Regions from separate parts of the Homo sapiens genome. Here region 1 is linked to region 2. The links are chromatin loops, found by intact Hi-C in ENCODE. Cell type or tissue: dorsolateral prefrontal cortex. All regions are shown on one strand. Each heading gives the region's core, and the rest is flanking DNA. Links, peaks and the distances in the headings are about the cores only. Region 1 has its middle 54 kb from the start of FAM169A. Region 2 holds the start of HEXB (hexosaminidase subunit beta).

Region 1 (16,055 bases), core at 3,972-11,971, 240 kb before region 2:
TTTCAGTGGATGCGAGTGCAGTGTTTATCTGCCTTTTCTCATAAAGTCATATAAATGTAAATTTCATGGTTTTCTGTATTTCCCTGCATCAAGTCAAGTAGTGCATATTAACTACTTGATGAGTTCCTCCCTTCACCAGAGGAAAAAACAAAACCCTTGCTCATTTTGCTAGTGGATCCTGGATCAGAGAGAGGATATTTTTCTATTCAGGCCTATAGTCTGGGGCTGCCCAGAGCAGCTCTGATCACATGTAGGGCTTCATAAAAACAAATGCAGCCACTCTCAGGTCTGTTTGAGCCAGCAGTCTGAAGAGACTTCAGGCCTCCCAGAGCACCTCTGTTAATTAAGAGGATGGGTTTCAGCACCTCACTTGGTTACCCAAGGGAGAAGGAATGTTGGAGGAGAAATCCCTTCTAGGACAGGAATCTCCTCCTGGACACACGATGGTAGTGTACACACACACACCCTCAGGAGACGAGACACTTGGGCCCTCCTGACTCTTTCAGGTGGTGCAGGGTTCTAGCCTCCTGGAGGGCCCCACCTTTCCCACAGCTCCATGCCCCCTCTTCTGAGGGAGTAGGAGAAAGAGAACAATTTCCTCTCCGTCCCTTTCTCTGTCTCTCTCTCTCTCTTCCTCCTTTTTTTTCTCTCTCTCTCTCTACACACACACACACACACACACACACACACACACACACACACACACACACCAGGTTGTGAATTAAGACACTGATGGCCTCCTCCAGGCTATACGCATTTTGAGGCTCTGTAAAAACTGTCTAAGAGGAGACCCAATAGAAATGAATCCAGAGATGTGCCAGTGGGAAATCAATTGACCCGCAAGTAATAAGTTACAATTTACTTACATGTTCACACTGCTGAGCATGGAAAGTGAAGTATCTGGGATAATGAATGCCCCCTATCCTGTCCATATAATTCTGTACCAACACTGGTATCATTTCGGCAACACTCAGTGTTGGATTTTTGTTCATGATGGTTTTCATACCCAGTAATATGCACAGCTCTTATTTTATCTTAGAGCTTCAAAAGAAAACATATTGAGACAAGCTTCTTCATGGCTGGTCATCTAACATGCTCTCCTTTATTTCTAAGGGAACAAAGTACATATTTTCTCCAATGCAACTGAAATTTCAACTCCTGCTATTTTCTTTTAGGGCTTTGGGGAGTCAGTGTTAGTCAAATACTAATGACAGTCAAAAGAGCTAGAATTTTTTATATAATTTTCCATTTACAGAAATGCAAATGATATTTAAAATAAGAATAATTTCAGAACTAGTACATTGCTTTGTTGAAATAATCTGTTCAAAACCTCATAGTTCAAATCATATACAAATGCAAATTTACTGGCATATATGAGTATCTAACATGAAAATTTTTAAATGTTGAAACCTTCAGATTCCAGAGAGATAAAATATTTTGTAAAATGCTCAACCTCTTGGAATTGTCTTCAGTCAGGTCTGTGGTTCACATATATAAACTTACTCAGTTGGGATGGCATAGATATTATTGTCTTGTTTGGCCCAGACAATATGATCCCAATGTACTTGGAGGGTCTTTAGGGCTTGTCCCCAGAATATTGCTTTTAAGACCTTATTTCAGTTGGCTAACGACTAAAAAATAGAATTTGTGGAACAGCTTCTTGTCAAAATCACATCAATTGCTCCTTAATTTTTGTCCTACAGACCAGTGTTATACAGATATAAATTTCCTAGGGAAATGCTTATAGTAGGCATTAGTTGGTTAAGATTTCAAACTCTGAGCTATCTCATCATTTTACAACATATGCTCAAAGTGGAAAATATGGCCCATTACTTCTTCACATTTAGAAGTAATACTTTGAATTGTGTAGAAGATAAACTGATGGCATTCCATATGCTCTGAGAGAGAGTTCAAGGTCAGTCAGCAGTTATTAAGTTGCCACCGAAGGACAAACATTGCCCTCAGGAAAGCAGCGACAACTCCATGGATGAGAGGTACTGGCTGTGTTAGGCCGTTCTTGCATTGTTAGAAATGCCTGAGACTGAGCCAGGCGTGGTGGTAATCCTATAATCCCAGCACTTTGAGAGGCCGAGGCAGGCGGATCACGAGGTTAGGAGCTTACGATCAGTCTGACCAACATGGTGAAACCCTGTCTCTACTGCACAGGTTGCAGTGAGCCGAGATTGCACTACTGCCCTCCAGCCTGGGCGAGAGCCAGACTCCATCTCAAAAAAAAAAAAAAAAAAAAAAAAGTGACAATTAGGAGCATTTAGTAAAATTGATCTTCCATATTTATTAAGACTTCTATAGGTCATAAGTAAGTGTATTCAGAAATAAACTAAGCAAACTGTGATAAATAAGGCCAGGAATGCCTTTTATATAGTTACACAGGAAAAGTAAACCTAAAGGTATTAGGACTCATCTATCATAGCTAAACCCTGACAAACAGAAATTACTTTTAGTTTGCACCATCTAGAGGTGAAAAAAAGAATTCTGAATTTATCCTACAAAGCTTTCAGATCTTTTTTTTTTTTTTTTTTTTTTTGCTCATGAGGTTGCTAGCTGTCTTACAAATATTTGATTATTTTTAAAAATCTTAGAAGAGTAGAAATTCAGTATACCACCTTAGCCACTTGATGTCTACTTTGTGTCTGTTAAAAAGGGTTGGGGACAAAGTTGTGCTCAGTGACAACAAAACACTACCATCAACGTAAATACCTCAAAATGAACTTCTGATTAGAAGGATTTTTTGGCTGGGAGTGGTGGCTCATGCCTAGAATGCCAGCAGCACTTTGGGAGGCCGAGGTGGGAGGATTGCTAAGGCCAGGAGTTGGAGACTAGCCTGGCTAACGGAAAGACCTCACCTGTACAAAAATTACAAAATTAGCTGAGCATAGTGGCACACTCCTGTAATCCTAGCTACTTGGGAGGCTGAGATAGGAGAATTGCCTGTGCCCACAAGTTCAAATTTGCAGTGAGCCATGATCACACCACTGCACTCCAGCCTGGGCAAGAAAGTGAGAGCCTGCCTCAAAAAAAAAAAAAAAAAAAATCTAGCATGGTCCTCATGGTGCTTAGATTGTAATGCTTCTGTCATTATTAGTCATTATTTCATTATGTAATTTTTAGTCAAAATAATTTTTCCCCTAAATTATTTTGGCTCACTCTGAAAGAATTGAAGCTGATACATTTTGAGCGTTCTTGTGTATATGTGTTTGAACATCCTTGTCCAAGCAAGCACCCTTATTGTAGTAAAGTTTTCACTGTAGGAGTTTTTTTGTTGGTTTGTTTGTTTTTTTGAGATGGAGTCTCGCTCTTGTCGCCCAGGCTGGAGTGCAATGGCACAATCTTGGCTCACTGCAACCTCCCCCTCCTGTGTTCAAGTGATTCTCCTGCCTCAGCCTCCCAAGTAGCTGGGATTACAGGGGCCCACCACCACGCCCAGCTAATTTTATTGTAATTTTAGTAGAGATGGGGTTTCACCATGTTGGCCAGGCTGGTCTCAAACTCCTGACCTCAGGTGATCCACCCCCGCTCAGCCTCCCAAAGTGCTGGGATTACAGGCGTGAGCCACTGCACCCAGCTATTATAAGACTTTAATTATAACCTATAGATGCATTCTCCAAGTTATTTTGTACAAGATCTAACTGTGTGCTGTCTACAACAGAATCGTTTTGGACCTAAGGGGCACCCATAGGCTAAAAGTGAAAGGGTAAAAAATGATATTTCATGCAAACAGGAACCTAAAGAGAGTAGGGTAACCATAATTACATCAGACTAAATAGACTTTACAACAAAAACTTGACAATTCCCATGGAGTATCTTTATCCACCCTTTAAAAAAAATCCATTCAGCCAATCTGTGTCTTTTAATTGGCATGTTTAATCTATTAAAGTAATTACTGAGCCAGGCACAGTGGCTCATGCCTATAGTGCCAGCCACTTGGGAGGCTGAGACGGGGGATCACTTGAGCCCAGGAGTTTAAGGTTGCAGTGTACTATGATCTGCACTCCAGCCTGGGCGACAGAGCAAGGCTCATCTCTAAAATTAAGTAATAACAAAAGTATCCGTAGACAGATGAACAGATAAGCAACATGTGGTATATTCATACAATAAAATATTGTTTAGCCATATCAAAATTGACCTTGTGATACACACTACGACATGGATGAACCTTGAAAACATGATGTTAAGCCGGGCGCGGTGGCTCACGCCTGTAATCCCAGCACTTTGGGAGGCCGAGGCGGGCGGATCACGAGGTCAGGAGATCGAGACCACGGTGAAACCCCGTCTCTACTAAAAATACAAAAAAATTTAGCCTGGCGTGGTGGCGGGCGCCTGTAGTCCCAGCTACTTGGGAGGCTGAGGCAGGAGAATGGCAAGAACCCGGGAGGCGGAGCTTGCAATGAGCCGAGATCGCGCCACTGCACTCCAGCCTGGGTGACAGAGCGAGACTCCGTCTCGAAAAAAAAAAGAAAAGAAAACATTATGTTAAGTATAGTAAGCCAGACAAAATGGCAAGGATTGTATGATTCCACTTCTACAAGGTATCTAGAACAACTGAATTCATAGAAAAAGAAAATAGTAGTTTCCAGGGGCGGGCTGGGGACAGGGAGACGGGGATTATTGCTTAATGGTGACAGAGTTTCTGTTTCAGGAAATAAAGTTTCAGAAATAGTGGTGATAGTTACACGACATGGTGAATGTACTTAATGCCACTGAATTGGACACTTAAAAATGGTTAAAATGGTAAGCCTCATGTTCTGTATAATTTACCACAATTTTTTTTATTTTTTTATATTATTTATTTATTTATTTATTTTTAGATGGAGTCTCGCTCTGTCACCCAGGCTGGAGTGCGGTAGCGTGATCTCCACTCGCGGCAACCTCCGCCTCCCGGATTCAAGCGATTCTCCTGCCTCAGCCTCCCGAGTAGCTGGGATTACAGGTGCATGCCATCACGCCCGGTTAATTTTTGTATTTTTAGTAGAAACGAGGTTTCACCATGTTGGTCAGGCTGGTCTCAAACTCCTGACCTCCTGATCCTCCTGCCTCGGCTTCCCAAAGCTCTGGGATTACAGGCGTGAACCATCGGGCCTGGCCAATTTACCACAATTTTAACAAGACAGCAGGAACTCAAGATGGCTCAGGGAGGAGCTGATGCCCTCGGGAGAGCTGACATCTTCAGCCCTCACTCCACAGTTCTCTGGGCTCCTACCCTTGTTTCATTTCCCTCACTTTTTTTTTTTTTGAGACGGAGTCTCACTCTCTCGCCCAGACTGGAGTGCAGTGGCGCGATCTCTGCTCACTGCAAGCTCCGCCTCCCGGGTTCACGCCATTCTCCTGCCTCAGCCTCCTGAGTAGCTGGGACTACAGGCACCCGCCACCGCACCCGGCTAATTTTTTGTATTTTTAGTAGAGACGGGGTTTCACCGTGTTAGCCAGGATGGTCTCGATCTCCTGACCTCGTGATCCGCCTGCCTCGGCCTCCCATAGAGCTGGTCCCTCACTTTTTACTAACTCAGCCACATGTGTTTTTAAAAATTGTATTTTATGTAGCATTTATATTTTTATAGCGGAAATAGTTTTCAACATATTTATCATATTGCCAGTAATGTAAATATTCCCAACTTATTTTTTTAATTCTTCTGAAGTCCCATTATGTGTTTTTTTTTAAAGTCTACTAGATATATTGTTATATTTTGTTAAAATCCCATGGCATTGGAGAGTATGTATATAGTACATTCCCACTTGTGTTTTAGTAAAGGGGGTCAGAGACGGATTTGGACTCACTATTTTTACGCAAATAATATGCTAGTGGAGTACATCTGTAACTGCTAACAGTTTCTTCTGGAGAGAGAGAAAGGAGACCTAGGGATCTGAGGTAAGAGGAACAGTGGTTTTTGGACTGCTTTCATCTTTTACCGTGTGTGTGTGTGTGTGTGTGTGTGTGTGTGTGTGTGTGTGTGTGTGTAGTTTTCACTTAAAAAAAAAACTAATTAATTTTGGCCAGGCGCAGTGGCTCACACCTGTAATCCCAGAACTTTGGGAGGCTGAGCTGGGCGGATCACCTGAGGTCAGGAGTTCAAGACCAGCCTGACCAACATGGTGAAACTCCAGCTCTACTAAAAATACAAAAATTAGCTGGGCATGGTGGTAAGCCTCTGCTAAGCTACTCAGGAGGCTGAGGCAGGTGAATCACTTGAAACCAGGAGGCAGAGGTTGCAGTAAGCAGAGATCACGCCATTGCACTCCAGCCTAGGCAACAGAGTGAGACTCTGTCTCAAAAAAAAAAAAAAAAAAAACCTAATTTTTTGAAAGGTACTCCAACTTCCAGTTTTCCACAGAAAATACATTAAATACAAAAAAATTAGCCAGGTGTGGTGGCGGGCGCCTGTAGTCCCAGCTACTCGGGAGGCTGAGGCGGGAGGTTTGCTTGAGCCCAGGAGGCTGGAGGTTGCAGTGAGCCCAGATTCTTCCACTGCATTCCAGCCTGGGTGACAGAGTGAGACCCTGTCTTAAAACAAAACAAAAACAACTAAAAGTTTCTCAGAATAAAAAAATATATATTTATTTGAGTGAGTCTGAACTGTAAAGCCTGAGATAGAACTATCTCCAAAAGATACAATGAGAAAAGCTAGTTTTAGAACAATATCTATAAATAGTATGGCTCTAAGTTTAAAAATGTAAAATCCAAACTAATGTTTTATAATAAGACTATATATTACTTGTTTAATTTTTTTGATGGAATATTTATTGTCTAAATTTTGGTAAATGCAGAGAAGTTTAAGGAAGGAAATAGAAAATGGCTCAATACACTTCCCCACAAAAATAATACCTGTTAGCATTCCAGCTTCATCTTTCTTTCTTCTTTCATGTCTTTCCTCCTTCCTTCCCTCTCTTCCTTCCAACCTTGCTTCCTTCTCTTTCTTTCCTTTCTTCCATCTGTCATGTATATATATAAATTACAGTTGTAATTGATCTATGTTCTGCTTTACTCCCTTCACATATAAGTATTCTGCCATGTTGGCCGGGTGCAGTGGCTCACTCCTGTAATTCCAGCACTTTGAGAGGCCAAGCGGGCAGATCACAAGGTCAGGAGTTCGAGACCAGCCTGGCCAACATAGTGAAACCCCATCTCTACTAAAAATACAAAAAATTAGCCAGACATGGTGGCAGGCGCCTGTAATTCCAGCTATTCAGGAGGCTGAGGCAGGAGAATCACTTGAACCCGAGAGGCGGAGGTTGCAGTGAGCCAAGATGGCTCTGTTGCACTCCAGCCATGGTGACAAGAGTGAATCTCCATCTCAAAAAAAGTATTCTTCCATGTCAATAAATATTAATTGAAACCACAATTTTAAGTAAGTAATATCACTTTATATGAATATATAATTTACTGAACTATCTTCTTTTTTTGGCTTGTTTTTTCTACTGTATAACTTGATGAAAATCCTAATATGCGAAACCTATCTGTATTTTCTATCTTTCCTACTGGAAAATTTCCTAGAAGTGGAATTACTGGGTCAGGAAATATGAACATTTTAAAGAAATTGTAAGGCCTAATTTTTTCCCCAATAAGTGGTTGTACTCATTGTTGTGTCCATATACACTCCTACCAAACATACAGGAATGCCTGTTTTCTTCATCTTGACACTGGGACTAGTCCTTTTTAAAATTCTTTAAGACAAACACATCCTTTAATTTAAATTTATTTTTCTTTTAGAGAGAGATGAGGTCTTGCCCCTTTGCCCAGGCTGGAGTACAGTGGAATGATCATAGCTCACTGCAGCCTCAAACTCCTGGGCTTGAGCAATCCTCCTGCCTCATCCTCCAAAGTAGCTGAGACCACAGATGCGTGCCACCACCACCACACCAGTTTTGTTTTGTGTTTTGTTCATTTGTTTGTTTGTATAGACAGGGTCTCACTTTGTTGCCCAGGCTGGTGTTAAATTCCTGGTCTTGATCTTCCTGCTTTGGCATCCCTAAGTACTGGGATTACAGCCATCATGCCCCGCCTAAATCTCTTTACAAGAGATATTGAAAAATTTTAGACATTTATTGAATATTTGTATTTTTACATTTTTAACATTTAACATGTTAAAAATAACATTTTAAAAATATTTCCAAATAATAATAATTCTTTCACTTTGAAGTGGGGGGGGGGGGGATGTGCGCGCACGCATGCGTGTCTATTTCTAGGTGCTGAAAGATAAAGTACACAGAGTTACCACAAGAGGTCCCTAGCACACAAATTATATTGAAATCTTAAGCCTTCTTGAACTTAATTCCCAACAAGCCAGGATCTCCATAACCAGATAGGTTCATTAATTCCGAATTTTAGGGGCTCCCAACAATTGGCAACAGTGTACTGAAGAGAACAAGGGACAGTAGCTCGGCAATTCAGAAAGTGGGGTTCAAGCAGTGGTTTATTCCTCTGCATGCCACCCGGGCCCTCCTTCATTTCCCCACCTCGACCTCCTGTAACTTGATTCTTGTCAGATATATTCACTCTGAAATTTCAAAAGAAATAATCACTTCATGTCTGGGATGCCCTTCAGTCATTCATTTGATTGTTCATCGAATATTTATTACTCTGCGTAGTTAATCATTGAATGATGGTTTTTATTTTCTTTTAACAGAAAAAATTAGCTGCTATGTGCCACTGTCCTAGGTACTGAGAATATAATGATGAGCAAAACCAGACACTGTCCCCAGCCTTACAGAGCTCACACCTGTGACATCCATCCTAGCATATATAAGCAGACTTTCAGAAAATTCACCCTAACAGACGGCTTTGCCTTGTTAGGAGACATCATGCGCAGCCCACAAGGGATGTGTCTGCTGCTCTAAGATCCAGAACATTGTCTCTGTGACCCATGACTACATCCTACTGTGTCGTGAGTATTAAGCCATCTAGCTATGTATGAGATAAGGCTTTTAAAATTTCTTTCTAAAAAACTTTACAGTGTAATATACCTATACTGTAAAGAGTTCAGATTATATGGAAAAGTAAGTAACCAAATGAAAATCACCCATAGTCACAATCTTCAGATAGTTATTTTTAACAGAACTCTTTTTTATAAACAAATCATTATATATCTACACATTTGACATTCATTGACTACTCACTATGTAGAAAGCATATCCCAAAGCTGTGTCTTATTTTACTTAGGTTGCCAATAACAAAAATCATAGGCTGGGTGGCTAAAACAGTAGCAAGTTATTTTCTCATCATTCTGCGGCTAGAAGTCCAAGATCAAGGTTCTGGTCAATTTGGTTTCTGGTGATGGGTCTCTTCCTGCCACCTTCTCACTGTGTCCTCATACGGCCTTTCCTGGGTATGTGAATGGAGAGAGCCTGAGAAAAAACTCTTCTTAGTGTCTCTTTTTATAAAGACACTAATCCTATTGAATCAGAGCCCTCCCTTAAGACCTCATTTAACCTAAATTACTTTGTTACTCTAAATCCTGAAGGTTAGGGCTTCAATATATGAATTTGGGGATAGGGGGACACAAACATTCAGTTCGTAACAGGCTGCAAAGTCTCTGCAAATGAACAAGGCACACTCTTTGCCCGCTTTTCACTTATGCAAGAGTCCATGGTGCAAACTATGTTTCTGCCTCTTTGTGTTTTGTTTACCTTATTATCTTTTGCAATTTCCACCAGTGCCAGATAGACGAGGTTAGGAAAGGAAGGGAGAATCAAGAAAATTTTACTTTCCTCTCGGTTTGGAAAATATTCTGTAGAAAAGGAGGTTGATGCTCTCAGCTACTCCAAAGATCCTTAAAAGATAATGGTGAAGCATTTGCCATGTCTCCTTCTCCAGTGTCCTGGCTGTCCTCTGGGGCTTCCCACAAGGGTTGGGGTTGTTCAGTACATATCATGGGCCCCTCTTTACACTGATCTACTCTAGAAAGGAGCAATAATTCCAAATTCCCCTACTTTAGGGCAAGGCCAGGACTTGGAATGAGTTTCCCGATGGAGCCTGCCACTCACTGGGTCCTTTGTGGGAATCAGCACATGGAGAAGACTAAGTTTTATGGACTGAATTGTGCCCCTCCCCCCAGAAAATCATGCTGGAATCCTAACCCACAGTGTCTCAGGATAGGACTGTACTGAAGATATGATGATTAAATTAAACAAGTTGATTAAATTAGGATGAGGTCCTATGGGTGGGCCCTAATCCAAAGTGCATGTGTCTTTATAAGAAGAGGACATCTGGACACACAAGGAGACACACAAGACATGTGTGCATACAGAGGAAAGGCCACATGAGAACACAGCAAGAAGGCAGTCATCTGCAAGCCAAGGAGAGAGACAGAAGAAACCAACCCTGCTGACACTTTGACATTGGACTTCCAGTCTCCAGAACTATGAGAAAATGAATTTCTGTTGTTTAAGCTACCCAGTCTGTGGTACTTTGTTATGGCAGCTCTAGAAAACCAATGCACCAAGCTATAGTGCGGAGTCAAAAACGTTCCTGTCTCGTCTGTGTAACTTCATGTCTAATTTGCAGTGAGTGAAAGTAAAGGTGAGGAAGATGGATGTGACTAGGTCACTGTCTTAGTCCATTTTTGCTATAACAGAATACCACAAACTGCATAATTTATAAACAGTAGAACTTTATTTGGTTCATGATTCTAAGGGCTGGGAAGTCCAAGATCCAGGGGCTGCGTTTGGTGAGGGCCTTCATACTGGTCATCTCATTGGCAGGAAGTGGAAGGGCAAGAGAGCATGTGCTAGAGAGAGCAAGCAAACAAGACAGCTGAACTCGCTTATATAACAAACCCACTCTCATCATGACTCACCCACTCCTGAGATGGCAACATTAATCCATCCATGAGGCCAGAAGGCCTCAAGATCTAATCACCCCTTAGGAAGGCCCACCTCCCAACACTGTTGCATTAGAGATTATGTTCTCAACACATGGACTTTGAGGGACACATTCCAATCACAGCAGCCGCTAAGGAAAGTGAACATAGGGCTGGATTTATTTGTTCAGCAAACATTTCCTAATGACTCACACTGTTGTGAGTAGCATTGAGTGAAATACGGTCTCTACTCTTGAGCAGCTCATGACCCAGCAAACCAATTATCAGAGTGTGGCATGAGAAGTGCCACCTAAGAGAGAGATAAACTGGAGAAACTATAGGAAAAGAGAAGAGGAGACCAGAAAGACTTGTGAGAAGAAATTACACTGCTGTTGAAGTCTGAAAGAAAACTAGGATCTAGTTTGGAAGGAAAGAAAAACAGCAATCCAGGAAAAAACAAACAAACAAACGTGTGCAGAGCTGTATGGACTTGTGACAGCATGGTAAATTTAGAGACTTGCAGGTATGCCTGGAGCAATGGGGCCTGAAGGAGAGAGAAGGGGGATAGTTTTAGAAAGAGTCAGGGGCCAAATCCTGAAGGGCCTTGTGTGTAGATACTATCATTGACCTAGCGCTTATTCATTCTCCCCATCTTCCTTATAGTAAAAAACAAAACAACCACTGGAAAAAAAATCCACTGCTTAGTATTTATATTCCCTATGTTCCCTTGCTGTTAAGGTAGCTGTGACAACAGTTCTGGCAAAAGTGCAAGTCTACTGGGAATTTCTAGAAATGTTCTACTTTCCTGATCAGAAACCATCTTCCCTTCTCACTTCATCTTCCTACCTGGAATGCAGCTTTGGGGGTGTACCTGGATCCTTGATAACTTCTTCAAGCTGCTGCCTCTTGCTCTGTACTGTTCATTTCTCTTTGGTTAAGCTACTATGTTTGGGTTTTTCTGCTACCTACAGCCAAACACCATCCTGATATCACTGGTTTTACAGAAATTCAGGTAAAGAAGCTGTGAGAATGTGGTCACCCACTCTGGATAAAGATGGTGAAATGAAGTCTTCACAGCTAGAAGTCAGGAAACTTCCTGTCTTATCTGTATAACTTCATGCAGTGAAACTAGGGGTGACAGGGTCAATTCACAAATTATTAAGAAACTCAAAAATTATTAAGAAAGCAGAATCAATAGAATTTGGTGATTAATTGGATGTGACCTATTGGGAATTATCATCAAGAGATGACTTTTCTCGCCTTCTAAGTTCCTGAACTACAAATTCCACTTTCCTCTTACTTATTTTTTCCAACTCAATGTTTTTTCTTTCTCTCAGCATTTTCCATTCCCCATTTCAAGAAGCTGGCCAGTTTTAAATGTGTCTTTGTTCAGGGGCATTTGTGTAGTTGGACCTGAAAGAGATGTTGCACAAGACAGCCCCCTCTCCTGGCTTTTATTTTGAAAAATCTTCATTTGTCTTGGGAGTATGCTGGTCATTTTCTAGGGACAGGAGAGTGACCACTCACTGCCTTCAAGCAAGGAATCAAACCCAATGAGATAAGCTAGAGGGATTTGCTGAGACTAAAACAGGGAATGAGGGAATATAGCCTCCTCTGGTGTTTCCAGCTTCAGTGAGAGATCCCAGCTGGTGGTTCAAGCTGCTAATCTAGGACTCACCTTCACTCACCCCTCTCCAGTATTTCCTCCCACATTTAGCCCATCACCTACTCCTTTCTATTTTATTCTCTGAATATCTCCTGTGTCCCTCCATTTCTTTCAAACTCCACTGCCACAATCACCCAACCATACTCCATAAAATGATCTTTTCAAATTTGGAGTATTTTATAAAGTATGCAAATATTTTAATGGCCTCCTTTTGCTCTTAAAATAGACCAAAGTGTGGCTCATGCCTGTAATCCCAGCACTTTGGGAGGCCAAGGCAGGTGGATCACTTGTGGTCAGGAGTTCAAGACCAGCCTGCCCAACATGGCAAAACCCTGTCTGTACTAAAAAATACAAAAATTAGCCAGGTGTGGTGGCACATGCCTGTAGTCCCAGCTACTCATGAGGCTGAGGCAGGAGAATCGCTTGAACCTGGGAGGTGGAGGTTGCAGTGAACTGAGATTGCGCCATTGCACTCCAGCGTGGGAGACAGAGCAAGACTCCATCTCAAAAAAAAAAAAAAACACACACACACACAAAAAAAACGTAGACCTCCAGTGACTGACCTCTGTCTAGTTCACCAGCCTCACTTCTCTATTCTCTGCCCCAACTCTAGCCATGGTGACCTTGTAGCAACCAGAATGCTCTTTCCCTCCTCACAGAATTTCCCCTAGCTGCCCTCTGGTCAGATCTACTTAACTGCCACACCCATTCTGTGCATACACCACACACACACACACACACACACACACACACACACACACACACCCCTTGGCCACCTTCATTCATTCTTCAGGTTCCAGCCCAAATGTCATTTCTTTAGAGAAGCCTTCCCTGACCCCCCACCCTACTCCCCTAAATCAGGGACCCTGCTTTAAGTCATGGGTTTCTTTTTTTTCTTTTTCTTTTTTTTTTTTTTTTTTTGAGTCAGGGTCTCACTTTGTTGCCCAGGCTGGAGTACAATGGCACAATCACAGCTCAAGGCAACCTCAACCTCCTGGGCTCAAGCAATCCTCCCACCTCAGCCTCCCAAGTAGCTGGGACTATAGGCACACACCACCATGCCTGGCTAATTTTTGTATTTTTTGTAGAGGGGTTTTGCCTTGATGCCTAGGCTGATCTCAAACTCCTGGGCTCAAGCAATCCACCTGCCTTGTCCTCCCAATATGTTAGGATTACAGGCATGAACCACCAAACCGGACCTATGGGTATCTTTCACAGTATGTTTTCATGATATCTTTGTGTGATTATGTGATTGTTGTATCCCCTATCTATCTATCATGAGCTCCACATGAATGGGACTGCACGCATTATTTTATCTCCAGGGTCTGGTAGTGCAGACCTTACTGCCCAGGTTAGGTACATGGGCAGTAAGTCCCTGATGGAGATTTGTTGAATACCAAAAAATAAGAGAAGGAAAGAGAGAGTCTAAAATGATTACAGGCTTCTGGTGCAAGCAACCAAGTGAATTGTGAAATGAGATTCAGTTCAATTCATTTTAATTCTTTTATGAAATAAAGCACAAGAATATATGCATGCTTGATACAGAGAGTTGAAAGAGGAACATTACCCTCTCGCTCTCTAAGGATTCCCACTGGCTTCTCTGTGGATGGAGATTGCCATTCTATTATAACATGCAGCACACCCAGGCAGAAATAAACTGTCAAGGCAGAATTCTGAAAGGGCAGGCTGAATTCGCTTGTTTAGGGGATTTAATCTAGACCATAGATAGATAGAATGATTCCTAGAAAGGTTACCTTGAGATTTTATGAAGATGACAAAAAACTTATTGATATTTAAAAACATTAAGTGGACTTTGGATAATAATGATGTGTCAGTGTAAACACATCAATTCTAATAAATTATAACAAATTATAAAACTCTGGTGCCAGATGTCAGTAGTGGGGATAGCTGAAGAGGGGTTGCAGGGCCTTATAGGGGCTCTCTGTCTTTTTTGCTCAATTTTGTTGTGAACCTAAAACTGCTCTTTAAAAAAAAATTAAAAACCAATGTGTTAAAAGTAATTTACATAAAAAGATAAAATCATTATTCTTATTCAGAAAAAAAATGAACATGTTAAAGATTTTGCTTAACTCAGAATTCAGGAATCAGTCTAGTATTAAAACTGGTTCATGTGCTCGCTTTGGCAGCACATATACTAAAATTAAAATCGTTTCAAAGGAGAAGTCAGGCTGGGTGCTGTGGCTCACACCTGTAGTGCCAGCACTTTAGGATGCAGCAGTAGGAGAATCACTTGAGGCCAGCAGTTTGAGTCCAGCCTGGGCAACATAGTGAGACCCTATCTCTTCTAATAAAAAATAAAAAGGCCAGGCGCAGTGGCTCACACCTGTAATCCCAGCACTTTAGGAGGCTGAGGTGGGCAGATCACAAGGTCAGGAGTTCGAGACCAGCCTGGCCAAAATGGTGAAACCCCCATCTCTACTAAAAATGCGAAAATTAGCCAGGCATGGTGACGGATGGCTGTAGTCCCAGCTAGCTACTCGGGAGGCTGAGGAGGGAGAATCGCTTGAACCCGGGAGGCAGAGGTTGCAGTAAGCCGAGATCGCACCACTACACTCCAGCCTGGGCAACAGAGTGAGACTCTGTCTTAAAAAATAAAATAAATAAAAAATAAACTTAAAAAAAGGAAAAGCCAAAGAGCAGACACATTTATTTAGCCGGAATATTGCAATGAATGTGCAAATGCAGGCAACACTCACTTCCTCCACAGTGGGGGAAAGAAGTCAGTTGCACTTCTGCTGGACAGGACAGAATTTGCATGTCTATAGACAAAAACCATTTTGCATTTGTATCTGCTACCTATAAGATACAGTGTTGTACAATAACTCCCAAGGAATTAGAATCTGCCATGTAGAAAAGCATGCTATAATTTGCCACTGAAGCACACGTCTTCCTCTACACATACGTACAACAAAGCATTAAGGCTGGATGGCCCCAAGGTAAGGAGAATTCACTGTGTCTGCACAGACTTTGTGTAGTCTAATCAGGATGGTTTCTTGGGCGTCCCTCAGAACTTCTATCTGACATGATCTGATAGATGTAGGAAAATTGAACAGTGCCCTGACATTTCTGCTAAAGCATTGTATTTACTCCCTGGGCAGCAGCAAGGCACTAACTTCTTCGTTCTGGACTTATTTATTTTTTTAAACAGCTTTGCTGGGGGTATAATTTACATACCATAAAACTCACTTGTTTTGATTTGCTAGCAAGATGACTGAATAGGAACAGCTCCAGTCTGCATCTCCCAGTGAGATCGACACAGAAGGCAGGTGATTTCTGCATTTCCAACTGAGGTACACAGTTCATCTCACTGGGACTGGTTGGACAGTGGGTGCAGCCCACAGAGGGCGAGCTGAAGCAGGGTGGGGCATCACCTCACCTGGGAAGTACAAGGGGTCGGGGGATTTCCCTCCCCCAGCCAAGGGAAGCCGTGAGAGACTGTACTGGGAGGAATGGTGCACTCTGGCCCAGATAATGCGCTTTTCCCATGGTCATCGCAACTGGCAGAGCAGGAGATTCCCTCCGGTGCCTACACCACCAGGGCCCTGGGTTTCAAGCAC
Region 2 (16,055 bases), core at 955-8,954:
GCATGGGAATTTTAAATGCTTCCCCACACTCTGAAGTGACATATGAAGCCCCGTTAAGAACCAATAATGAAACCATCATGGTAATCCATCACTCTTGGGAATGAAAAACCAATTCTGACCAGTGATAGGATGTGGGGGTTAGGGGGAGTTCTGAGCAAATCACAAGAAAACTTCGTTTCTCTGTATGTGAGAGCTGGACTAGTTGCCACTACACTAAAGTGGACAGAGCAGAGATGGAAAGAATATGGATCCCTGGTAACACTGTTGAGCCACTTGGTCAACTTGCCCTAAATTCATCCCTACTTTTGGACATCCTAATGTGTGAAATAAGTTTTCCTATTGTTTGAGCCAGATTGAGTCAGAGTTCCTGTTACCTTCCTGCAAAAGTATCCTAGCTTACATATAAAGCCCCAAAAGAAGGTCCAGAATTCTCACCAGAGCCTTTAAAATTTACTTTTTGTTGGCCAGCTGCAGTGGCTCATGCCTGTAATCCCAGCACTTTGGGAGGCCAAGGCGGGAGGATCACGAGGTCAGGAGTTCAAGACCAGCCCGGCCCACATAGTGAAACTAAAAATACACAGTCTCTACTAAAAATACAAACAATCAGCTGGGTATGGTGGCAGGCGCCTGTAATCCCAGCTACTCAGGAGGCTGAGGCAGGAGAACTGCTTGGACCCGGGAGGTGGAGGTTGCAGCAGTGAGCCAAGATCGCACCACTGCACTCCAGCCTGGGTGACAGAACGAGACTCCATCTCAAAAAAAAAAAAAGTACCTTTTGTTGGTATCCAAAAATCAGAGAATATTAAATAAAAATTCTGTAAAGGCATTAAATATTGTAAAGGCATTAAATATTAATATTAATATTAAATACAAAAAAAGTACCTTTTGTTGGTATCCAAAAATCAGAGAATATTAAATAAAAATTCTGTAAAGGCATTAAATATTGTAAAGGCATTAAATGTTAAATACATAAAAATTCTGTAAAGGCATTAAATAAAAATTATGTAAAGGCATTAAATAAAAAAGATCAGACAGGCTTCAGAGCAATTGTTTTTGGTATCCAAAAATCAGAATATTAAATAAAAATGTAAAGGCACTAAATAAAAAAGATCAGATAGGCTTCAGGGCAACTGTTTAAATAATATTTTACAGATTTTGGTAAGCCAGAAGGTTATATATGCTACTTATGTGTAAGAACGTCTTATGCTTTTTTGCAGAAGAGGTCGGAAAATTCTGACATGTTTGGAAGTGTATGGAAGTTAACCAATGAGAGAATGGAATGGATGTAGGTGTTGAGGGCCCTTCTCATAGGAAAACCCTGACAGATTAAAAAGGAAATTAAGACCACCGAAATACATACTTACAAAAGGTTAAGATGGTAAATTTTATGTTATGTGTATTTTTTCCTTAATTAAAATTTTTTTAAAAAAGAAATTAAAGCTGCTGGCAGCTTTGAGATCAGAGTTGGAAGCTGGCTTAGAACCTTGACCCTAGGTAGTAAAATTCTAACAGAAAACTCAAAGGGCTGTGAGGCAGTATGTCAAAGGTATGTGGGTTAGTTTAGCCTTCCAGGAAATGAAGGAGTGAAGCTATTTGTTTATTTTTAAAAATGAGTGACTAGCATGTGATGAACGCTGTTCTAGAAGCTAAAGAAGCAGCTATGCATCTAACAGCCAAACTCTCTGCCTGCAAAAAGCATACTGTTTCAAAGCAAGGTTTGTGATACAACCTGGGCTCTTCAGAGACAGGGGCTATGTGATGCTGAACAATCTGGGGCCTAGACTGTGTGTTCCTGACCACGTCGCACTTTGTGAACACTCCCATATTTCCAAATCTTTCCAACTCCACTGTGCTTTTACTCTGAGATACCTGCTGCTCCTTCTGAGTTCCTAGAATGCTCACATGCATGCCTTCAAGTCTTAGCCATAAGGGCCAACACATTTTATGACCTGCTTCCTAATAATACCAGGCATAATTAATGGCTGCTTCACTCAGAGGCCATGAGTTAGGCAAACTCTTCAGGTAATCACCCGCACATGCCTTGAAATACCAAGCCTTGCCTTCGAACCATCTCAGCTGATTTAAGTCCTGGTTATCTACCTATTGTTAACTTACATCACCCATGCTTTCTTGTCACAGTCAGTTCAGCATATTACCAAGTCCTTGTTTTACTTAGCAGTATGACACAGAAGGAAAATCCAATTCTACAAGCTGAACTCCAAGGCAAACATAATAAGCGTGTTTGTTTTTAAAAAGATTTCCAACCCTAGTCATGATCTTCTGAGACAACCTTCATGTACTTTCCATGCAATCTTTCTGAATATCCCAATGCAACCAAACACTTTGGTTCTACATCTTAACCCCACTCTGGCCTTAGCAGATTGGATACCAAAGGCTCATTAGTGTGTGTGTCTAAAATAGAGACTGATAATACCCATTTAGTTGTACAAAACAGAAGGAAACCATGAGCCTTCTGATTGTAGAGAATGAACCATTTCTGCCATCAGCATCTTGGGCCTCTGCAGCTTGAGCCTAGGCACCTGTCCTATCTGGGGTCAGAACACATTATTCAGTTAGTTTGACATTCCCTCCCCACCTGTTCAGGGTCCTGCAAGCACACTTAAGCTCTATAGTATCCACTGGGTACAGCGACAGGCTTGGGGAATGCCAGGAGGCAGTACAGTTAGCACCAAATTACAATTCTGCAGGGCACGATACGCCTTCAGGACAGTCCCACCTACACAGGTCTCACACTGAGGGGACAGTGTGTGGCGTCTTCAAACATCTCCCCAGGGGAACCTGCCTTGTCTATGGTGTGATTGGCTGACTCCCATGACAAAACTCACCCTGTCTGCAGCCAAAGGGTGAGAGAGACAGAGGCGCTATCTAGGGGTCTGTAAAAGAGGAAGCAGGGAGAGCAGGCAACATGATCGGTGTTGAGAAACAAAGTTGGATACTGCCTAACCACTGACCGCAGAAACGTAGTCAGATGCAAACATGTCACATTTTATATGGAAGAGATTTTAGGAGAGAGGGCAGTTTTAGGCAGTGCTCGAAACTGAGGACTTCTGCCATTTGAGCTGTTACCAGGAGATGTGAGGAGAGGTGAGGGGGCGAAACTGGCCTATAAATGACAGTCAGCTTTGGGGGATTCCTGGTCCCTCAAGAGAGCTTGTCTAAGCCCTTCGGGTAACTTATCCCTTTGCACGTCCTTCAAATAAGGAGCTGTCACTTTCCTCCCCAGCTCCGGTGTCCCCTCCGTCCATGCCATTTGCCCAACAAGGCCTCAGAGCAAACTCCCTCTTCCACTTACTATCCGGCTCTCAAACCAGGGTTCCTGAGCACCCAAGGTGTCCCTTAAGAAGCAGTAGGAGGGTGGGGGCAAGAGCGTGGGTTCAGTCCATGTGGCGCTGGGCAGATCGCCTGCCAGCTCCCAGGCGGTTTCTCGTCTGCGCAGTGGGGTGGTGAGGGTCTGCACAGCGCTCCGGGGTGGTCCGCCTCTCCCCTCCCCCAGGACAACTCCCGGCCGGGCCGGGAGCGCTCACCGTCGAAACGCTTCCTCCAGCAGGGTGCAGGAGGGGCCCGCCGTGGAATTGGGGCTGTGGCTGATGTAGAAGTTCTCCGGGGCGAGATGCAGCAGGTTCGGGGTCATCTTCACCAAGAGCGGCAGGGGCCACAGCGCCGGCCCCGGCTTGGCCGAGACGCTCGGGGCCCGAGCCGCCTCCGCCACCTGCACCACCAGCGCCACCTGAGTCAGCAGCGCCAACATCGCCGCCAGCAGTGTCGCCAACAGCAGCGCCAGCAGCATGGGCGGCCGGGGCAGCCCCAGCCCGCACAGCTCCATGGCCGCTCGGCTGCTTTCCGCCCGGTCTGCCGAGCCGGAGCCTCGGGACCCGACTTCCCGCCCGGCCCGGATCAGAGGAAGCGCGGCCGCGGGTGAGTCACCGAGTCAGATGACTGCGCGCGCCCGCCCCCGACTCCGCCTCCAGGCCCCGGGAGCGTCCTCGCCCAGCCCGCCCTGTCCAGGTCACCTCGAGAATTTCCTCCAGGGGTGCCCTCGGGTAGGAGCAGAGCCCAGACAGCAACCTCAAACACGGGATGGCTAAAGTAAGAAAAATGCCCGGTGCTGGCCGTACGTGGTGGCTCACGCCTGTAGCCCCAGCACTTTGGGAGGCCGAGGCGGGCGGATCACCTGAGGTCAGGAGTTCAAGACCAGCCTGGCCAAATTGGTGAAACCCCGACTCTACAAAAATACAAAAATTAGCCGAGCATGATGGCGGGTGCCTGTAGTCCCAGCTACTCGGGAGGCTGAGGCAGGAGAATCTCTTGAACCCGGGAGGCGGAGGTTGCAGTGAGCCGAGATCGCACCACTGCACTCCAGCCTGGGTAACAGAGCAAGACTCCGTCTCAAAAAAAAAAAAAAAAAAAAAGAAAAGAAAAAGAAAACGGCCCAGTGCACAGGCTCGGGACGCCAGGCCGACACCGGGTCGCCGCTCACGCTGTCAACACGGGCGCTCTCCTGTGGATCCCTGGCTTCGGTGAAGCTGGAGAAGCCAAGCTTGAGGAGCACCTTTCTCCTCTCAGCCCAACCACCAGATAACCGAGATGAGAGCTGAGTTTATTTGCTCCTAAGTCTAGGCTTTTCTGTAACAGCACTTCAGCTGTGGTCAATAAAGCCTTCCTATCAGAACTCCCTGGGGCAGAGCATGCCCAAGGAATCCTGAGAGAGAACATCTTGGCTCATCTGTGTGGGTCCCGATATAAAGGATCCCAACTGACAAGTTTGATTTCATAACCCATCCCTAAGGAAGAGCCAGTGAAGTCACATGACGAACACGGACTGGAGATGCCAAAGGGAGAAGAGGTGTTCTCTTACCAGAAGGAGAAAACGCTAGGCAGACCAAAACCACAGATCTGCTATATAAGTATTCTGAAAATGAGGGTGGAAGAGCTTTAAGGAAAGACTTCAAAGAAATGTAATGATTAGGCCAGGTGCGGCGGCTCACGCCTGAAATCCCAGCACTTTGGAAGGCGAAGGAGGGCGGATCACAAGTTCAGGAGTTCGAGACCAGCCTGGCCACCAAAGTGAAACCCCGTCTCTATTAAAAATACAAAAATTAGTTGGGCGTGGTGGCGGGCGCCTGTAATCCCAGCTACTCAGGAGCCTGAGGCAGGAGAATCGCTTGAAACCGGAAGGTGGAAGTTTTAGTGAGCTGAGATCACACCTCTGCACTCCAGCCTGGGCAACAAGAACAAGACTCCATCTTAAAAAAAAAAAAAAAAGAAAGAAAAGAAATGTAATGATTATTGGGCCTCAGAAAATGAGACCCCAAAGTGTGGCACTTTGGCATGTTGAATACTTGGAACTGAAGAAAAGAGAGTCAGAAGATCTTTCTGACCTTCTCCTGCCTTTCTTTCTCCTGCTCCCCTTTCTTCCCCAGAGCAAGCCATAGAAACTAGAATTCCTCTTTTTCAAAATGGGTCACAGAAACTAGAGCCACTGTTGGGCATGGTGGCTCACGCCTGTAATCCCAGCACTTTGGGAGGCCAAGGCAGGTGGATCACTTAAGGCCAGGAGTTCGAGACCAGCCTGGCCAACATGGTGAAACCTCATCTCTACTAAAAATACAAAAATTAGCTGGATGTGCTGGCACACGCCCGTAATCCCAGCTACTTGGGTGGCTGAGGCACAAGAATCACTTGAACCTGGGAGGCAGAGGTTGCAGTGAGCCGAGATTGCACCACTGCACTCCAGCCTGTGCCACAGAGTAAGACTCTGTCTCAGAAAGAAAAAAAAAAAAAGAAGAAACTAGAGCCCCTATGCCCCCAAAGCCAGTCATAAAATCTAGAAATATTACTCTAATCTTGCCGTGTCTTTCTGTAGGAGCCAGCCATAAAGAGGTTCTCTGACCTACCTTGTCTGATAGTGGCTCTCAAGACTTTTGTTCCAGAGTGGCCCTGCACCGTATCCTGGAGGAAGGAATACCACACAGAGAGGCCAAGAAGAATTTGAACAGACACATCTTGCCAGGTTTCTCCTCTCTATTACCATTAGGTTGATCATATCCTTTTTGCCCAATCGCATTTCTGCCTGGCTGTCTGCTCTGCATCAAACCTAAACATCAAAATAGGCAGCTTTTCCTGGGTCTTTGAGCCTTCATTCTGAAGGCTCCCATGTCATGTAAAACTGATTAAATAAATCTGTTATGCTTTCCTTGTGTTAATCTGCTCTTTTGTTATAAGAGTGTCAGCCATGACTCATGATGGATGAGGAAAGGTATCACATCTTTCCACCCCTACATGGTGCATGTTTAAAATTCTTCCATAAAAGAAAACTTCAGTGGCACACTATTCTCCCCTATTCTTATAATTAAGACAAATATAATTTGCAATATCCATCTTTACTGCCACTTTTTACTGTCAATGGAAGCACGGCATAATGTTTCCAAGATTCAATCATCAATTTATGTTGTTGCAATTACTATATACTTAATTACAACTTCACATTGCATACTAGCTATCTATTGCTGTGTCACAAATTACTCCAAGATTTAGGAGCTTAAAACAACAACAGATAAATAATAAGATAAATATCTCACAGTTCTTGTGGTTCAGGAATTTAGGAGTCTTAGCTGGGTGATTCTGGATTAGATTATCTCATGAAGTTGCAGTTGTCTGAAGGTTTTTTTCTTTAGGCTTGGCTAGTGCTGGAGGATCTTCTTTTTTTTGTTTTGTTTTGTTTTTTTTGAGACGGAGTCTCGCTCTATCGCCCAGGCTGGGGCGCAGTGGAGCCATCTCGGCTCACTGCAAGCTCCGCCTCCCGGGTTCACGCCATTCTCCTGCCTCAGCCTCCGGCGTAGCTGGGACTACAGGCGCCCGCCACCACGCCCGGCTAATTTTTTGTATTTTTAGTAGAGATGGGGTTTCACCGTGTTAGCCAGGATGGTCTCGATCTCCTGATCTCATGATCTGCCCGTCTCGGCCTCCCAAAGTGCTGGGATTGCAGGCGTGAGCCACCGCACCCAGCCCCGGAGGATCTACTTCTAAGTTAACTTGCATGGCTGTTGGCAACAGATCTCAGTTTCTTGCTGGCAACTGGCTGAAAGCCTGAGTTACTTGCCATACCCACAATATAGCAGCTGGCTTCTCCCAACCAAATGATCTGAGAAAGACAGCAAAGAGGAAGCCACAATGCCTTTATATAGCGTAATCTTGTAAGTGACATGCATCACTGCTACCACATTATATTCCTTAGAAGTAAGTCACCGAAGAGTTTAAGAGTGGATCTCAGATGCAAGGAAATTGAAGGCTAGAAGACTAGGAAGAGATAAATTATCGGTGGGAATGACTGTGGGCATTTAGGAATTAGGGTGATGGAGGGTGGTTTCAGGAAGATTTGGAGTTACATTCACCAAGCCCTGAGATCTTGTGAAACTATCAGATCTCTTTTTTATTGCACCCCGTTATTAACTCTGACTCATTATTTAAAAGGGTGCTATAACACGGGAACAATATTAACATACTCATGGTTGGGTTAGATTTTATTTTTTAGAAATGGGGTCTCACTATGTTACTCAGGGTGGACTTGGGCTTGGGCTCAAGCAATCATGTCTCAGCCTCCTGAATAGTTAGTACTACAGGCCTATACCAATACACCCAGCTTGGGTTATATTTTAAATCAGGGTTTCTCAACCTCAGCACTAGTGACATTTTTGGCTAGATGGTTTTTTGTTCTGGGGAGCTGTCCTGTGCATTACGTGATGTTTAGTAGCAACTGGGCTCTACTCACTGGTCGTCAGTAGCACCACCCCCAACCCCTGAGCCTCAGTGGTAAAAAACATAAATGTCTCCAGATATTGCCAAATATCACCTTGTTGAGCTCCATTAGTCTAAGTAATAATCACTACAACTTATTCACCAACAACAAGGTGCCAGACATATTATTATCATCCTCTTATTTTATCCCCAAACAACTTAAGAGGTAGGTTTTATTGTCCCCATTTTAGAGGACTATGTTGAGGCTCCAGGGCCCCGAAGAACTAAATGGTTTGCTCACGATACCACAGCTAATTAAAGCTAACGCATGGAATTGAAACAACATGGAGCTGAAACAAAGTTTCCCCAGATGACTGAAATATGAAAAAGTGGACCACTATGGATTTACAGCAAATGTGTTTCCACTGAATTCATTTGTATGGTATCTGGTTTCCCTGAGGACCTTTCTAAACATGTAACACCATTGCTTAAAATGCATCACTGGATTTTTACTTTCTATAGGGTAAAATCAGACCTTTAATTAAAGACCATCAACCTACTAGTCTAATCAGAATCTGAATCAAGTTTCTCCACCTGGGTGCACTGTGTGCTAAATATCCCCAAAATGGAATCCTAACATGTGTACCTGCTGTTATTTTTCCCTTGCTTTTATTTTTCCCACATTCAAGGGGAGGGGAATTAGCTTCCACCTTTTGAAGGGAGGAGTATACTTTCTGACCACAAATTATTTCTATTTCTTCCATGCAAAACACATTCCCTTTCTCCCAAGAACCCCAAAAATCTCATCCCTTTAGAAAAGCAGCTTGAAATCCAGAATGTTAGCATATAAATTACATCCAGGTGTGGGTGAGATTCCTAGGATGCAGTTCCTTAAAGTTCTTCAAGTACAGTTCCTCTTAGTGTGAAGACCTGTGAACTAAATGCAAGTTATCTGCCTCCCACTCCTCCCCGACACAAAAATACAGTGGTGGACAGGTGTAAAATAACCACTGTAAACATTCCTGTTCAAAAAGGGAAAAATGAGAGGCAACAACGAGTCTGTAGCAATTCCAAAATCCAGCCAGGCAAATGTTGAAGTTCCTTGATCCGGATTCAAAGACTGAAAATAATTCCCTATGGCTCTTGATGTCACCTTGTGGGCAGTTCTGATTTGCGAGTCATCCTTCCTTTTTCATGAAAGATAGTATCCCTTTCAGTTCATGCTGGCAGTGTTTCTGCTGTTAAAGACTGTGTTGGTTCCTTGTTAATCTTACTGAAGTTCATGCCATTAGACAAAAGCCACTTCCACACATCTCTTCAAGATACGCTCTATTGTTTGAGAGGGTTTGTCAGTCATACTGTTAAAATATTTAGAGGACATTTTGTCTGATTGAAAGGTACTCTAAGACACCACAATAGATCTTTCTGAGGTCTTAAGGGATTTTATAATTACAACTTGGGTTTCCTATTTAGACCATGTTTTCCTGGGGTTGCCTGGACTTGATTTCTGCCTGAAAGCCATACTTTTTTTTTTTTTTTTTTTTTTTTTTTGAGACGGAGTCTCGCGCTGTCACCAGGCTGGAGTGCGGTAGTGCAGTCTCGGATCACTGCAACCTCTGCCTCCCGGGTTCAAGTGATTCTTCTGCCTCAGCCTCCCAGATAGCTAGGATTACAGGTGTGGGCCACCACTCCCAGCTAATTTTTGTACTTTTAGTAGAGACAGGGCTTCACCATGTTGGCCAGGCTGGTCTCAAACTCCTGACCCCAAGTGATCCACCACCTTGGCCTCCCAAAGTGCTGGAATTATAGGCATGAGCCACCGCGCCTGGCCAACAGTCCTCCCTTTAGCATATCTTGCTCTGCTCACATGCTAGAAGTCACCCTGAACACTAGCTGGCAATCTCCTTAGTTAGATAACAAATTCTCTTAGGTGGACACATCTACTTTCCACATTACTGCTGGCTACTGTGTTGCTAATCTTTCTGCCATGGCATAAGAAGGATCTATTTCTCCAGTTTCCAATAATATCGTCCTCACTCTTTTAAAGTGAGTCTCTTCAAGCCTATACCTCTACTAAAAGCCTTTTCAAGGTACCTCATGCTTTCACTAACCCTATCTTCAATGTCATTCCAGTTTCTGTCCACTGCCAGATTCCAAAATCACTCCCATATTTAAGGTGTTCGTTATGGCTGCATCCTACTTCCAAGTATCAGTTTATATATCCCAAGGATTATTTATCTATTGCTGTGTAGCAAATTACCAAGGCTTAAGATATGTACAATTCAATGTTAGTAGATAGTGCCAATTTTTCCCCCAAAAACGGCAACAGTGTATGAGTATCCATTTCTCTACAACCTCATTCCACATTATTAATCTTTTTCAATTTTGTAAGTTGTTTTAATTTACACTTCTTTGATTACTTGTGAAATTGAATAAAATAACCATTTTATAACTTCTACTAAGAACCTTTTTTGCCCTTTGTGTTGTTTTCTTTTCTCTAGTGATTTGTATGGGTGATTTTTAAATGGAGTATCCATCTGTGCTGTATATTACAAATATTTTCTCCCTTTCTGTTAATTTTCTTTTACCTTTATTTATGTGGTATGTTGTTTTACGGTAGCTTTTAACTTTTTTTTAGATCAAATTTGTCAGTCTTCCTTTTATGGTTTTGGGATTTGTCCTGATTAGGATTCATGATCATTCAACGATGATAAAAATTCCCTTTTTTCCCCAAGGCTTTTATAGTTTTGTTTTTGAATTGTATGCTTTATTCCAGCTGATGTTTATTTTTGTGCATAGTTAAGGTAAGGCTTTTTTTTTCCCAAATGGCTAGCCAATCATGAAAATGTCATATATTGAATAGGCTATTCCTCACTGATTTAAAACATGTTGTATAGTTTCTTCTAAATTTTCTTAAAGCTGTATAGTTCTGATGAGGCTCTTTATTCTGTTCTGTTGGTCTGCATATTTCTTTCTGGGCCACTTGCTATGCAGTCAATATTGCATGGTATTTATTTATTTATTTATTTATTTATTTATTTATTTATTTATGAGATGGAGTTTCACTCTTGTTGCCCAGGCTGGAGTGCAATGGCACGATCTCAGCTCACTGCAACCTCCGCCTTCTGGGTTCAAGTGATTCTCCTGCCTCAGCCTCCCAAGGAGCTGGGATTACAGGTGTCTGCCACCATGCCCAGCTAATTTTTTGTATTTTTAGTAAAGACGGGGTTTCACCATGTTGGCCAGGCTGGTCTCGAACTCCTGACCTCAGGTGATCCACCCTCCTGGGCCTCCCAAAGTGCTGGGATTACAGGTGTGAGCCACTGCTCCTGGCTGCACTATTTAAATCGTTATAATTTTGAGTTATGCTTTGATATCTTGAAGAGCATGCACACACATTGTTTTATTTCTAAAATTTCTTCCTATTTTAAATAATTTTTCCTTCCACATACAGAGCGATATAATGGACTGTGGAGACTCAGAAAGGGGAGGGTGGGAAAGGAGCTAAAAAAACTACACATTAGGTACATTGTGCACTACTCAGGTGACCAGTGCACTAAAATCTCAGAATTCACTGCTATATAATTAATCCTTTTAACAAAAAACCACTTGTACCCCAAAAGCTACTGGAATAAAGCATAAAAAATAATAATAAAAAAAGACTTAATTTGAGGTAGTTTCTTTGGAAAATAATTCCAAAAAGAAGCAGTGACAGTGGGGAGAGCGAGACAGGAAAGGAAGAAGATTAAATAAAGACCTGTTATGAAGGTGCACTGTTGAATTGCTGGTGTTGGCAAAGAGAGCTGAACTTGGCATGGACCTCTGAGAGTAGTACCAAAAAAAAAAAAAAAAAAAAAAAGAAGAAGAAGAAAAGAAATGCAAACTGTTTAATAGAATGCAATACAGCTGTCCTGCCCCAATAGAATCTGAGAGTAAAACTGATATTTATCATATTTCTCCTTTACCACCAGAGAAAATGAAAATATCTCAGAGCAGTCTGACCTATGTGAAATCTGCAGGCCCAGAGAGGCAAGAGTTTGGAACTTAGTCATGCAAATGTGTAACTGGCCTCCCTTTATGCTTGGGGGCAATTGTTTATTTTGTTTTTTTCTAGCTGCTTCATTCATTATCTTCATGTTTCTGGAATTTGTGATGCAAAGAACAACGTATGCTGGGTGCGGTGACTCATGTAATCCCAGCACTTTGGGAGGCTGAGGCGGGTAGATCACGAGGTCAGGATATCGAGACCATCCTGGCCAACATGTTGAAACCCCATCTCTACTAAAAATACAAAAATTAATGGGGTGTGGTGGCGGGCGCCTGTAATCCCAGTTACTCGGGAGGCTGAGGCAGGAGAATGGCATGAACCCAGGAGGTGGAGTTTGCAGTGAGCCGAGATCCCGCCACTGCACTCCAGCCTGGGTGACAGAGTGAGACTCCGTCTCAAACAAAACAAAACAAAACAAACAAAAAACCAGAGAACAATGTATAGCCAATCAATAGCTTATGTTATTTTAATGTAAATTCTGGATAAACAACTAGGAACTGCCCCTTCTTCCACCTTCCCGCACCGCTCCCCTTTTTTTTGAGAGAATCTCATCTGTCATGAAGGCTGGAGTGAAGTGGTGCAATCTCAGCTCACTGCAACCTCCGCCTCCCAGGTTCAGGCACTACCCCTGCCTCAGCCTCCCGAGTAGCTGGAATCACAGGCATGTGCCACCACGCCCAGCTAATTTTTGTATTTTTACTACAGTCAGGGTTTCACAATGTTGGCCAGGCTGGTCTTGAACTCCTGGCTGAAGCGATCCACCCACCTTGGCTCCCAAAGTGCTGGGATTACAGGAGTGAGCCACTGCACCCAGCCCCTTCTTGCCCTTTAAAAATTTGCATGTGGGCATGGTGGCTCATGCCTAAAGTCCCAGCACTTTGGACTGGCACTTCAGTCCAGAAGCTGAGGTGGGAAGATTAATTGCTTGAGGCCAGGAGTTTGAGACCAGCCTGGGCAACATAGTGAGACACCGTCTTTACAAGAAATAAAGTGCACTTGTAACTGTTCGTAATCAGAGTGTATATTCAGGGCAATTTGAATCTATGCTCCTGGGTTGCACTACTCAAGCTTGGCCCAAATAAACTCCTCTACTTGTATTAATAATAATAATAACAAAAATAATTTTTCCTTACATATGAAATTAAAGACTTGATTGACAAGGTCCAAAACAAAAAACAAAAACTGCTATTGATAGGAATTGCATTCACATTATAGCTCAATTCAGAGAAAACTGACATCTTTGCCATATTGGGGCTTTCCACTTAGAAATACTTTCTGTTAATTTATAAAGTTATTTTATGCTTGTCACCAAAGTCTTATACTCTACCTAGGTCTTTCACATTTCCTGTTAGGCATGCTTCATTCTTTTTGTTGCTGCTATTCATAAGATTCCCTCCCCACTCAATTTCCTCTGAGAGATTATACAAGAATGAAGTAGAACTTTAGGTGTTGGCCTGGAGAGATCTTTCCACTTGCTGCTTATACCACCACCTCACCCCCCGACCCCAGTCAGCTGTGGAAACACAGCTAACAAAGTCATCTTTGTAAAATGTAAAGTCAGTCATATCACTTCCTTGCTTAAAACATTTCAATGGCTTGTTCCCCATTGTCTTTAGAATAAAATATAGGATCCTTAATATGGCCTGCACAGTGTGGCAGAATCTGGCATCTGACCACCTCTCTGACCACATCACTTGCACCCTCAGTTGTGTGCTCCAGGGGCAGTGACCTTCATTTACTTAAATCCACTGAGCTTTCTCCTCCCTCACAGAATGGCCTCACATAATAGCAAAATGAGGAGGAGAAAGAGAACTAGTGGAGCCTCTTGTTGCTCTTTGCTGAGCACTTTTTTATGTATCAACTGACAAAGACCCTCTCTTGACCAAACTTTAGTCAGGCTCTGAGACCTGACTAAGCCTCTTCTGGACTAGACTTCGACTTTGGCCCCCATTCTCCCTGGACCTCCATAGCCCAGTTCTAGCAAGAATCCAGATAATTAGTTTAGTAAGAATCCCCCACTGTTGATATTTAATTGCTCTCGATACCTGATTAAATTTCTCATCCCCATCCTTGATGTCTGATCACCCTGGCCTGCCTTCAGCAGGAATCCTCTTACCTTTGATGGTTCCTTTTAATAAATTGCCATCCACTGACCCCCTCACTCTGCTGGTTGCTTATAAATTTCCAGCTGTCTTTGCAATATTCAGAGTTCAGCCTGATCTGACTCCCATGTTGCAATAGTCTTGACACCTATTGGAATAGTCCTGAATAAAGGCTTCCTTATCATTTTGACAGGTGTCCAAATAATTTTTTCTTTACCACAACTTATTTAGATAATATCCTCACAATATCTGTGGATCAGCTAGCTATGGGAAATGAGGAAAAGAGGAATTTAGGAAATTTATCAGATTTCTAGCTCAGACTTACAGGTAGATAATCTATCAGTCATTCAATGCTTAGTTACAGAGAACTGAGAAAATAAATAAAATTTAGAAGCTTTTTGGAACCTCCAAAAATGCCTTAAGCCTTGACAGAGATGTGACTGTGATCCGCATCACATATGCTTACAACTTCTGTTCTCAGATTATAGATTAGCTTACTTTCTTATTTTTCTCATTCTGTATAATGACTAGAGATAAATAAATGGCATCTGAGATAAAAACCTCCTTTCTTCTTCTTCTTTTTTTTTTTTTTTTCTGAGACAGAGTCTTGCTCTGTCTCCCAGACTGGAGTGCAGTGGCGCAATCTCAGCTCACTGCAAGCTCCGCCTCCCGGGTTCACGCCATTCTCCTGCCTCAGCCTCCTGAGCAGCTGGGACGACAGGCGCCTGCCACCATACCTGGCTAATTTTTTCGTATTTTTAGTAGAGACGGGGTTTCACCATGTTAGCCAGGATGGTCTCGATCTCCTGACCTTGTGATCTGCCCGCCTCGGCCTCCCAAAGTGCCGGGATTACAGGCTTGAGCCACCACGCCTGGCTGAAAACCTCCTTTCTTCTTAATTGATGACCTTGGACTCTTGTTATAGATTTAACTTCCCCTTTGTTCTAGTTTGTTTAGACCAAATGACAAACAACCAATGATTATTACACCCTCTGTTAAAAAATGTCAAATGTACCCTTCTCAAAAAGAAACATGGCCTATAGCCAATTAAATTGCTATAAGAATGTGCCAGACTCACATGAATAATAATGTTGTAATTCTGCTAAAAATTCCTCTGTTCCCACCTATACAAATGAAATATTTACTTCCCTGCTTCTGAATGCCAACTCCATTCCTTTGGAGTTGGTGTTTCTGGGTGGTTCATCCTCACACTTTGAGTATAACTAAATTCTGACCCTTTTGATTATTGTAGATTGACAGAACAGAATCCACTCCAGCTAGCTTTAGGAGGAATTAACTAATTACAGAGTATCGAGTGGCTCACAGAATCCTTGTGAGAGCTGAAGAACTTGGCTCTTGGCTGAAATTTCTTGAGTAACTGCTCTTGTCATGACCAGGAAGCTGCATGCCGGATGGAGAAGCCTCTGCTATAGGTGCTAACTCTAGAATTACACCATTTCAGCTCCAGTCTACACAGCAAAGGGATACGTCATGCCCTGTCTCAGTCTCCACCTAACTCACTTCTGAATTCAAGGCTCATGCAATCACATCTAATGAGCAGAAACTAAAGAACATGGAACCCCAGCAGCAAGGGAGTCTGGGAAGTGTAGTTGCCAGCCTCTGTTCTACCGGAGGACACACTGGGAGGAGGGGAGATGGATGGATGCCTAGTGAGCCACTTCAGCATCCCCATGGACAGTGATACAATTTGTTGAGGTGGGTGGACAGCCTAGGACCTGGGCAGACAAGCAAGCAAAGCTGCCTAACTCCTGCAGAAGTGGGAACATTCTGTGGCAGGGACGGAGCTCCTGAAATTAGATGATCACATTTTTCTACTCTCATGACATATCCATAAGCAACCCGAAATATTTGTGAATTCTGTCACTGCAATTATGAAAACTGAGATTGAGTGCCATCTGGCAAGGGGGAGCTAAACTGGCCTGTCCAGAAGGGCAAGAAGACGGCTTGGAGTTAAATCTGCTCTGGCAACTGGCAAGCATTTCTCCCTGCTTTGCTAAAATTAGCCACAAAAACAACTTTCTCTTCCTTATCTATTAAACAGTGCCATCTGGTGGGAATCCACACTATCTTGTTCCCCAATTCTCTACCTTTTCTATTAATGAATACTATTTATATAATTTGGGTATTCA

Evidence for each region. A loop is a pair of places that touch in the nucleus more often than their neighbours do. Peaks named below come from ENCODE experiments on the same cell type or tissue, not always from the same donor. Only the 100,000 strongest peaks of a DNase experiment are listed, where the experiment ranks them.
Region 1: it touches region 2 in a loop (5-fold over the local background); 73 of 110 quality-filtered maps call a loop at or near these places.

Annotation. Positions count from the first base shown.
Region 1 is chr5:74,911,871-74,927,925 of GRCh38, reverse strand. No RefSeq gene overlaps it. Among named protein-coding and RNA genes, the nearest start is that of FAM169A, 54 kb to the right of the region's middle. In dorsolateral prefrontal cortex, for the core only: CTCF peaks have their summits at 8,032 and 8,234 (motif pointing right); no DNase peak of the experiment used is centred there.
Region 2 is chr5:74,673,050-74,689,104 of GRCh38, reverse strand. It overlaps HEXB (hexosaminidase subunit beta), which reads right to left and starts at 3,872. Exons shown (of 14, transcript NM_000521.4): 1 at 3,546-3,872. The coding sequence starts at 3,844. RefSeq lists enhancers at 2,895-2,984, 2,995-3,044, 3,105-3,154, 3,660-4,160 and silencers at 3,845-4,184, 10,791-10,969. In dorsolateral prefrontal cortex, for the core only: no CTCF peak of the experiment used is centred there; a DNase peak (open chromatin) is centred at 3,964; H3K4me3 peaks cover 3,112 bases; H3K27ac peaks cover 2,190 bases.